2 separate regions of the Homo sapiens genome follow, and region 1 is linked to region 2. The links are chromatin loops, found by intact Hi-C in ENCODE. Cell type or tissue: thyroid gland. All regions are shown on one strand. Links, peaks and the distances in the headings refer to the core of each region. The heading gives the core; the rest is flanking DNA.

Region 1 (4,396 bases), core at 261-4,260, 75 kb after region 2:
ACTCTATACTCTAGCCTTCATTTTACTTTTGGTCTCCTGCGTACTATAGCTCATGTTTCTTCACAAGTTTGGTAATGAAGGTCCGGTGTACAAAAGTTCCGGTGAAAATGATGGAATGTGGGAGCAAAGGGCTGCTCCATCTCCAAAAGAGTCAAAACGAAGAAAAAGACCTCTTAGGCCCCGGAGTTGTTTGGTCCTGGTTGCAAAACCACAGTCACAGGAAAATGATGTTAGAAAGATCTCTCCATCAGGGAGAACCCCATTTGGTCTGCGGTTTATTATTCCATCATTTGTTTGGGCCTTTTTCAGGTAAGCCGTAACTTTGAGCTGGTTGGACGGGTTAACTTGGATCAGCTGGAACAGATGAAGGAGAAAATGGAGAGCTCCAGCAGCGATGATGAGGACAAGGAAGAAGAAATGAACAGCAAGGCTGAAGACAGAGGTTAGTCTCATCCTGCCCTCCCAATCCCAGATGGCATCTGGCATGTCCGTAGTGAGACAGAAGGGAGGCAGGAGGTTGTTGTAGGAGTAACAGAAGGAATGATCCTTCTTAGTTAAGTAGCAGAACAGACTGACTTAGAAAACACATCAAGAGCTGTGTCTTTGTAAACTATTACCAGCTATAGAAACGCCAAGGAAAACAGACATTTTCTCCCTAATTATAGATATATGTTTGTTGAAAAATAGATGGCAGTGATTTGTTTTTAATAAGGAAAACTGGTATCTAGGGAATCTTCAGAATAAGGACAAGCAGACAGCAAGATGGATGACACTGTAGAGCTCTAGAGGAATGAGAATGAACTTCCAGTTGAATGCATATTTAAAATTGCTGCTGGGGCACACACTGCTGGAACTGTAGGGGACGGTGGTGCAAAGAACTTGAGCCCCTACCCCCTGATGTCCCTCTGCGTGGCCCTTTTCTTAACCCCCTTTGTGCTCTGACTTGCTTTGTAAGGAGAGAGAAAGAGAGACCACCTCTTTCATTCAACTATGTATTTACAGAATACACTGGGGAAGGTTTTGTGGGACTTTGGTACTATTTTTCTAACTTCCTGTGAGTCTATAATTATTTCAAAATGAAAAAGTTTTCAAAAGTATATTTAGTTGTGGATATACATTTATGTGATTCAGAGTTGGTTTTCTATATTGTTCAACGTAGAATATTGTGAAAAACCCCAGACTATACATACAAGAATATAGGTTGAGATATGTTACTTTAGTTATTGCAGATTTATCAGAAGCACGTGGATAACATAAACATCAGAAATCAACATTGCAGATATTGACCCAGAGATGAGAATAGTACTAGTTGCCATTACTGAGCATCATTATGTGCTAGCCTCAGTGCTGGTCGTTTTTATATAACATTTTTCTTTAATCTCATGACTAGAGAGGACTGTACATTTAGCCTGCTTGAATTTGGTTTCCAGTTCTGCTACTTACTGTCTAGATGGCTTGGGGTAAATTATTGTATTTCCTTGTACATTCATCATCTGTGAAATAATCACAATCGTAATAATGAGAATAATATCACCTCCCTCCTAAGATTGTTGTAAAGATTTTTTTTAACTTTAAAACTTCAGATTTTGGACTTTTTAAATTTACTTTTTTAAATTATTTTAATAAAAATTGTATATATTTATGATGTACAACATGTTTCAAAATACATATACATTGTGGAAAATTAAATCAAGCTAATTAACATATGCATTACCTCACATACTTGTCATTTTTTATGGTGAGAACACTTAAAATCTACTCTCTTAGCAATTGTCAGGTATACAATATGTTGTTATTAACTGTAGCCACTGTGTTGTACAATAGATCTCTTGAGCTTATTTTTCCTATCTGACTGAAATTTTGTATCCTTTGAACAATATCTCCCCAAACCCCGAGCCCCTGGTAACCACCATTCTACTATCTGCTTGTATGACTTTGACTTTTCTAGTTTCCCCACATAAGTGAGATCATGCAGTATTTGTGCCTGCCTCTGTGTGCCTGTCTCATTTCACTTAATGTAATGTTCTACAAGTTTATCTATGTTGTCACAAATGACAGGATTTCATATTTTTTAATGGTGAATAGTATTTCATGTGTGTATATACCACATTTTCTTTATCCATTCATTTATTGATGGACACCTAGCTTGATTACTTATCTTGGTTATTATGAATAACCCTGCAGTGAACGTGAGAGTGCAGATATTTCTTCAATATCCTGCTTTCATTTCCTTTGGATATACCTAGGAGTGGGATTGCTAGATCAATGTGGTAGTTCTACTTTTAACTGATTGAGGAACCTCCATGCTGTTTCCATAACGGGTGTACTAATTTGCAGTCCCACCAACAATGCAACAGGAGTTCGCTTATCTCCACATTCTCTCTAGCATGTTATCTTCACTCTTTTTGATAATAGCCTCGTAACAGGTGTGAAGTGATAGCTCATTGTGGTTTAATTTGCATTTCCCTGATGATTAGTGATGTTGAACATTTTTTCATATGCCTGCTGGCCATTTGTATGTCTTCTTTTGAGAAATGTCTACTCAGATAGATGATTTTCTGTTGAGTTGCTTGATTTTCTAATACAGCATGGGTATTAATTCCTTATCAGATGTATGGTTTGCAAATATTTTCACTCATTCCATAGGTTGTCTATTACTGTGTTGATTGTTTCCTTGGCTGTGCAGAAGCTGTTTAGTTTGATGTAATTCTGTTTATCTGTTTTTGCTTTTGTTGCCCATGCTTTTGAGGTCATATCCAAAAAATCATTGCCCAGACCAATGTCATGGAGCTTTTCCCCTTTGTTTTTGTCTAGTAGTTTTATAGTTTCAGGTCTTATATTCAAGTTTTTAATTCATTTTGAGACGATTTTTGTATCTGGTGTGAGATAAGGATCTAATTTCATTCTTCTGCATGTGGATATCCACCTGTTCCAATACCATTTATTGAAGAGACTGCCCTTTCCCCATTATGTGTTCTTGGCACCTTTGTTGAAAACCGATGGACTGTGAATGTGTGGATTTATTTCTGGGCTCTCTATTCTGTTCTGTTGGTCTGTGTATCTGTTTTTTATGCCAGTACCATGCTGTTTTGATTACTATAGTTTTGTAGTCAACTTTGAAGTCGGGTAGGGTGGTGCCTCCAACTTCGTTCTGTTTGTTTAAGATTTCTTTGGCTATCCAGGGTGTGGTTCCATGGGTTGTTGTAAAGATTAAATGAGATAACACAGAAGACCTTCACCCAGTTCCTAGAATATAACAATCACCTAATAAATGATAAGCCTGCAATGTAGGTGTTATTTTTGTGATTTCACAAATGGGAAAATAAGGACCCAGGAAATTTAAGAGCATGTTCAAAGTAAAAAACAAAACAAACAAACAAACAACAACAAAAAATATAAACCCTGGAGACCAAATTCAATTCAAATTTACATCTTCTGGCTCCAAAGGCAAGCCCTCTTCTTACCCTGCACACCACTTTCCCAGTGCTTCGAGTAGTGTAATCTTCACTGAAGGGGACCTGACCCTGAAATCTGTGGATTCAGTGGCCCTTGGGACCTTGCTGTAAGGAGCAGTTTTGCAGAATTTCTTTGTGTTTTCTGCTTGTTCTGTCTGCAAACATTAAGGAAGCCTATTGGTGGGCTACTTCCCTCCAAGGTGTTCCCTGTTCCTTTTCCTGACTTGCACTCACCCTCCTACCATGATGCCAGGGCTAAAGACTATGGGTTTGCGAAGGGGGCCCCAGTTTGGCTCTTGAACCCCTGACCAAGACAGTCAGCAGGAAATGACAGCCAAGGTACACTACCCTTTCAAAAACCCTGTGCCTGTATTAACCTGAAAAATACATGGACAAATAAAACATCCTTACCATATAGGTTGATTGTTCTTATAAAGTTATTATTTTTATTAGTAGAGGCTGTATTAATCCATTTCTTACAAGGAAAACGGTTGTGATCGGAGAAGCATGGCTTCTTTCTTTTTTCTTTTTCAAACCATTTCATGAGTATGTTCTTTACAATGATTTCTTAACATCTCTGCACTGTTACCGGAGTTTTCTGGGAGAGGATACTTTTGACAGAAAGACTCCTTTTTCTTCATGACGCTCTGTGGCCTTGCCTTTTCTCCTCTGGAAATAAACTGTTTCTCATTGGATATTATTATGGCTTTTTAATCTCTAAAGCTGAGCATGTGTGATTTCAAAGGTTATAAGCATTATAAAGGCAAAATACCCTTCTAGGCTTCTGCTCCCCTATGACTCCTTATAAAAAAGAAAAGGAAAGAAAGAAAACTCGAATTTAAAACATGGTGGTTGAGATGTGTGTGGTATACCAGGCAGACCTCCTTATTTTACCCTACTTGGCAGCCCCCTTTTACTTGGCACTGTGGCATTACACTGGA
Region 2 (4,396 bases), core at 193-4,192:
TGCATCTACTCCCATACGGAGCCCAACGGTTTGCTCCTGCATTACCAACGGAGGCATCCAGAACACTATGTTGATTACACCTACATGGCTACTAAACTGTGGGCTGGGCCAGACCCATCCCCTCCCTCTCTCACAATGCCAGCCGAAGCCAAAACCTACAGATGCAGGGACTGTGTTTTCGAAGCTGTTTCCATCTGGGACATCACTAATCACTACCAAGCATTCCACCCCTGGGCCATGAATGGTGATGAGTCAGTGCTACTGGACATCATCAAGGAGAAAGATGCTGTGGAGAAGCCCATTCTTTCATCCGAAGAGTTGGCAGGCCCTGTGAATTGTGAAAACAGTATACCCACCCCTTTCCCGGAGCAGGAAGCTGAATGTCCAGAGGATGCAAGACTGTCCCCTGAGAAAAGCCTGCAGCTAGCTTCAGCCAACCCCGCCATATCCTCCACCCCATACCAGTGCACGGTATGCCAATCTGAGTATAACAACTTGCACGGCCTTCTCACTCATTATGGGAAGAAGCACCCTGGCATGAAAGTGAAGGCTGCTGACTTTGCCCAGGACATTGACATCAACCCAGGTGCCGTCTACAAATGCAGGCATTGCCCATACATCAACACCCGCATCCACGGCGTACTGACCCACTACCAGAAGCGACACCCGTCCATCAAGGTGACCGCTGAGGACTTTGTGCACGACGTAGAGCAGTCTGCTGACATATCCCAGAATGACGTGGAGGAGACGAGCAGGATCTTCAAGCAAGGGTATGGCGCCTACCGGTGCAAACTGTGTCCGTACACACACGGCACTTTGGAGAAACTAAAAATCCACTACGAGAAGTATCACAATCAGCCTGAATTTGATGTCTTTTCCCAGTCGCCCCCGAAGCTGCCAGTCCCCCTCGAGCCCGAGATGACCACTGAAGTGAGCCCTTCCCAAGTCTCCATCACTGAGGAGGAGGTGGGAGAGGAGCCCGTGTCCACTTCTCACTTCTCTACCTCCCACCTGGTCTCCCACACTGTGTTCCGGTGCCAGCTCTGCAAGTACTTCTGCTCCACGAGGAAGGGGATCGCCAGGCACTACCGCATCAAGCACAATAATGTCCGAGCCCAGCCAGAAGGCAAGAACAACCTCTTCAAGTGTGCCCTGTGTGCCTACACCAACCCCATCCGCAAAGGTCTGGCAGCCCACTACCAGAAGCGCCACGACATTGATGCGTATTACACTCACTGCTTGGCAGCCTCCAGGACCATCAGCGACAAGCCCAACAAAGTGATCATCCCATCCCCGCCCAAGGACGACTCCCCTCAGCTGAGCGAGGAACTCCGGCGGGCAGTGGAGAAGAAAAAGTGCTCCTTGTGCTCTTTCCAGTCGTTCAGCAAGAAGGGCATCGTGTCCCATTACATGAAACGCCACCCAGGGGTGTTCCCAAAGAAGCAGCACGCCAGCAAGTTGGGGGGCTACTTCACGGCCGTCTATGCAGATGAGCATGAGAAGCCCACACTGATGGAAGAAGAGGAGAGAGGCAACTTTGAGAAAGCCGAGGTGGAGGGTGAAGCTCAGGAAATCGAGTGGCTCCCATTCCGCTGCATCAAATGCTTCAAGCTGTCCTTTAGCACTGCAGAGCTGCTGTGCATGCATTACACTGACCACCACAGTCGGGACCTAAAGAGGGACTTCATCATTCTGGGCAACGGCCCCCGCTTGCAGAACTCCACCTACCAGTGTAAGCACTGTGATAGCAAACTGCAAAGCACAGCCGAGCTGACCTCACACTTGAACATTCACAATGAGGAATTCCAGAAGCGTGCCAAACGTCAGGAGAGGAGGAAACAGCTTTTGAGCAAGCAGAAATATGCAGATGGTGCTTTTGCAGATTTCAAACAAGAGAGGGTAAGGATATGTTTTGATTTCCCTTCCCCCAGGAGGCCTCTCATCACTGGTGCCCACATGCACTTCTTCGTTGCCAGCCAAACTGCTGCAGGCTTCCTAGTGACTTAGCTTGCCAGAGAGCTCAATAAGTCAATTAAACATTTCGAGCTTGATTATCTCCCATTCTGTGCTCACCCCTCTCCTTGGTCCCTTCTCCTCCCTCCTTCCCTTTGACTCCTCCCATGGCTCCCCAGGGGAGGTTTGGGGTGGTTTCTATGTATGTCTTTCTGCCAAGTAGCTTTATCTGAAGCCTAGTTTTACAACAACGCTCGCTCTTTCCTAAGGCAGTGTGGGCTGTCTCTTGGTACCATTAGCACTTCTCAGCCATGTCTTGGTCTTCAGTGTTTGCTACATGAACCTAACGTCTCCAGGAGTAGATTTTATTTTATCAAGAAGTTCATTAATGGCGCAACTATGCAACGTTTCACCTGCCTAGTTGAAACTGGTTTGAAAACCAGATGACTTAGTGGCAGTGACGATGAGCTTCTGCACAGAAATCTTCTCTACTCACAAGCCGTAATGTATTTGGGTTTCAAAGACTTTGCATAGTAGGCAGCGTGCCATGATGCTGACAAATTTGTTATATAAAAATACTCGCCTATATCTCCCTTGGTTTTTAACCTGCTAATCGGCTTTAAAATAAAGTATGTTAGTAAACTGCAAGAATAAATTCTGACAATTGAGGGAGGGCTCGGAGTACTGATGGCTACCACTGTATTTTACCAGCCTTTTGGTCACTTAGAAGAGGTGCCAAAGATCAAGGAGAGGAAAGTGGTGGGCTACAAATGTAAATTCTGTGTGGAAGTGCACCCAACGCTCCGAGCCATCTGCAATCACCTCCGAAAGCACGTCCAGTATGGCAATGTCCCAGCTGTGTCAGCTGCTGTGAAGGTGAGAACTGGAAGGTCTGGATGAGCATTGTGTGTGAGCGATTCGAGTTACTTATTAACCCCATTGCCTAAAGCAGCTCAGGAAAGAGCATCTCAGAATGCGGGCATTCCTGAATTATGCTTGGATTGGTTTGGCTTGTTTTGATTTCTTTGCAGGTTGGACCTTCCTCATCTTTCTGTTCAGGGAAAGGTCGAGTTTCGATCTGGTTTCCTTCCACGCGGATAGTTTGGTGGCAGCAGAAGGTCCAGGATTCTCGGTCTAGGAGGCTTCGGGTCGTCCTTCTATTCTGCGTTTAGTGCCATTAGCTCTTCGTTCTTCCAAGTTGCCCGAGCTCTTGAGAGGAATCAAGTGGGTTCTGTTCCCATCATCTTCTGCTCCTCTTTCTTCCTGACTTCTTACTGTTCTCATCTGGCTGAGGATGCAGAGAGCCTAGGAGAATCTCTTTGTCTTCTTATCCTGGGTCCTCTGGGGACTGCAAGAGACATTAAAACTAAAAGCGTTCAAGTCGCAATTGACCCTGAAAGCCTTGGTTTGTCTCCTCCATCCCCTCTCCCATATGATGCTGACAAGTGTCTTCCCTTTTCCCTCTGACTTTTATTAGGCCACCTGTTTTGAACATCATAATCCTAATAGCAGCCACCATGTCAGTAACCAAGCCACCATCCCCGTCTTCCAGGATATTGCTAAGCCCTATTATTTATTAAAACAGAAGTCATTTTGGGGTTCTGCCCTTTCTCTAAGGGTACACGCGAACATATTTTTGTCATCTGCCCTTCTTGAGCTTACATCCTATTTTGCCAATTTAACATGAAGATAAAGTCTCTACTTTTCTTCACTGAAGACTGAAGCTTTCTGTCTTTTGGCAGAACAGTGGCAACCCAGGGATATCAGCAGTCACTTTCTTTCAGACACCACTGCGGTGTGTCCCAGGCTCGTTTCCTGGGATCATGTGAGAGAGACAGAAGGGCTTTTCCTGTGTAATCAGTAACCCAAGGAGCTATCTCGAAAAACAGGTGACTTAAAACTAGGCTGCTCCTTAATTTTTTGAATTGATTATGCAGCAGTCTCCAGTCATAGAGTGAAGTCACCATCTACAGGGTAGGGGGCAGACAGCGGGATCTTTTGCTTTGCTTCCTTTCCAGATAATGGCCCAAGGCTCCTCAATGACCATACTACTTTGCTTTTCTTTCTCTTCCTTTCTTCCTCTCCTTTCTGTGAGCCACAACCCTAGCCCAACTTTATGTCAACTTAGATGGGGTTGCAGTTTGAATTTTCTTTTAAGATGGGGAAGAAGTGAGTGAAGTGTCTTCAGAGTGGGAGAAGCCCTTGTTCACATTTCGCAAACAGTAGCAACCTGTGTCCGGGTATGTTGTCCTAAAATCACCTCCACTGCATGAAGAATGGCAGTTGGGCTTGCTCTCCCTCTAGGGGTAGCTGGAGAGGCAGGGGAGGAAGCTTTGACAAGAAGTGCTGTTGAGTTTGGGAGAATGTAGGGAGAAAAAGAAAGCTGGAGGCAATGATGATGGATATTTATTTTGTTGGTGGGGCATGTGTGTGTGTGTGGTTC

What was found. A loop is a pair of places that touch in the nucleus more often than their neighbours do. Peaks named below come from ENCODE experiments on the same cell type or tissue, not always from the same donor. Only the 100,000 strongest peaks of a DNase experiment are listed, where the experiment ranks them.
Region 1: it touches region 2 in a loop (1.9-fold over the local background); 4 of 110 quality-filtered maps call a loop at or near these places.

What each region holds. Positions count from the first base shown.
Region 1 is chr9:107,002,985-107,007,380 of GRCh38, forward strand. ZNF462 (zinc finger protein 462) reads left to right here. Exons shown (of 13, transcript NM_021224.6): 11 at 310-442. All of the region lies in intron 4 of LOC340512 (a long non-coding RNA gene), which reads right to left. Among named protein-coding and RNA genes, the nearest start is that of ZNF462, 140 kb to the left of the region's middle. RefSeq lists an enhancer at 4,346-4,396. In thyroid gland, for the core only: no CTCF peak of the experiment used is centred there; no DNase peak of the experiment used is centred there.
Region 2 is chr9:106,927,861-106,932,256 of GRCh38, forward strand. ZNF462 (zinc finger protein 462) reads left to right here. Exons shown (of 13, transcript NM_021224.6): 3 at 1-1,899; 4 at 2,665-2,829. Among named protein-coding and RNA genes, the nearest start is that of ZNF462, 67 kb to the left of the region's middle. In thyroid gland, for the core only: no CTCF peak of the experiment used is centred there; a DNase peak (open chromatin) is centred at 1,811; H3K27ac peaks cover 2,024 bases.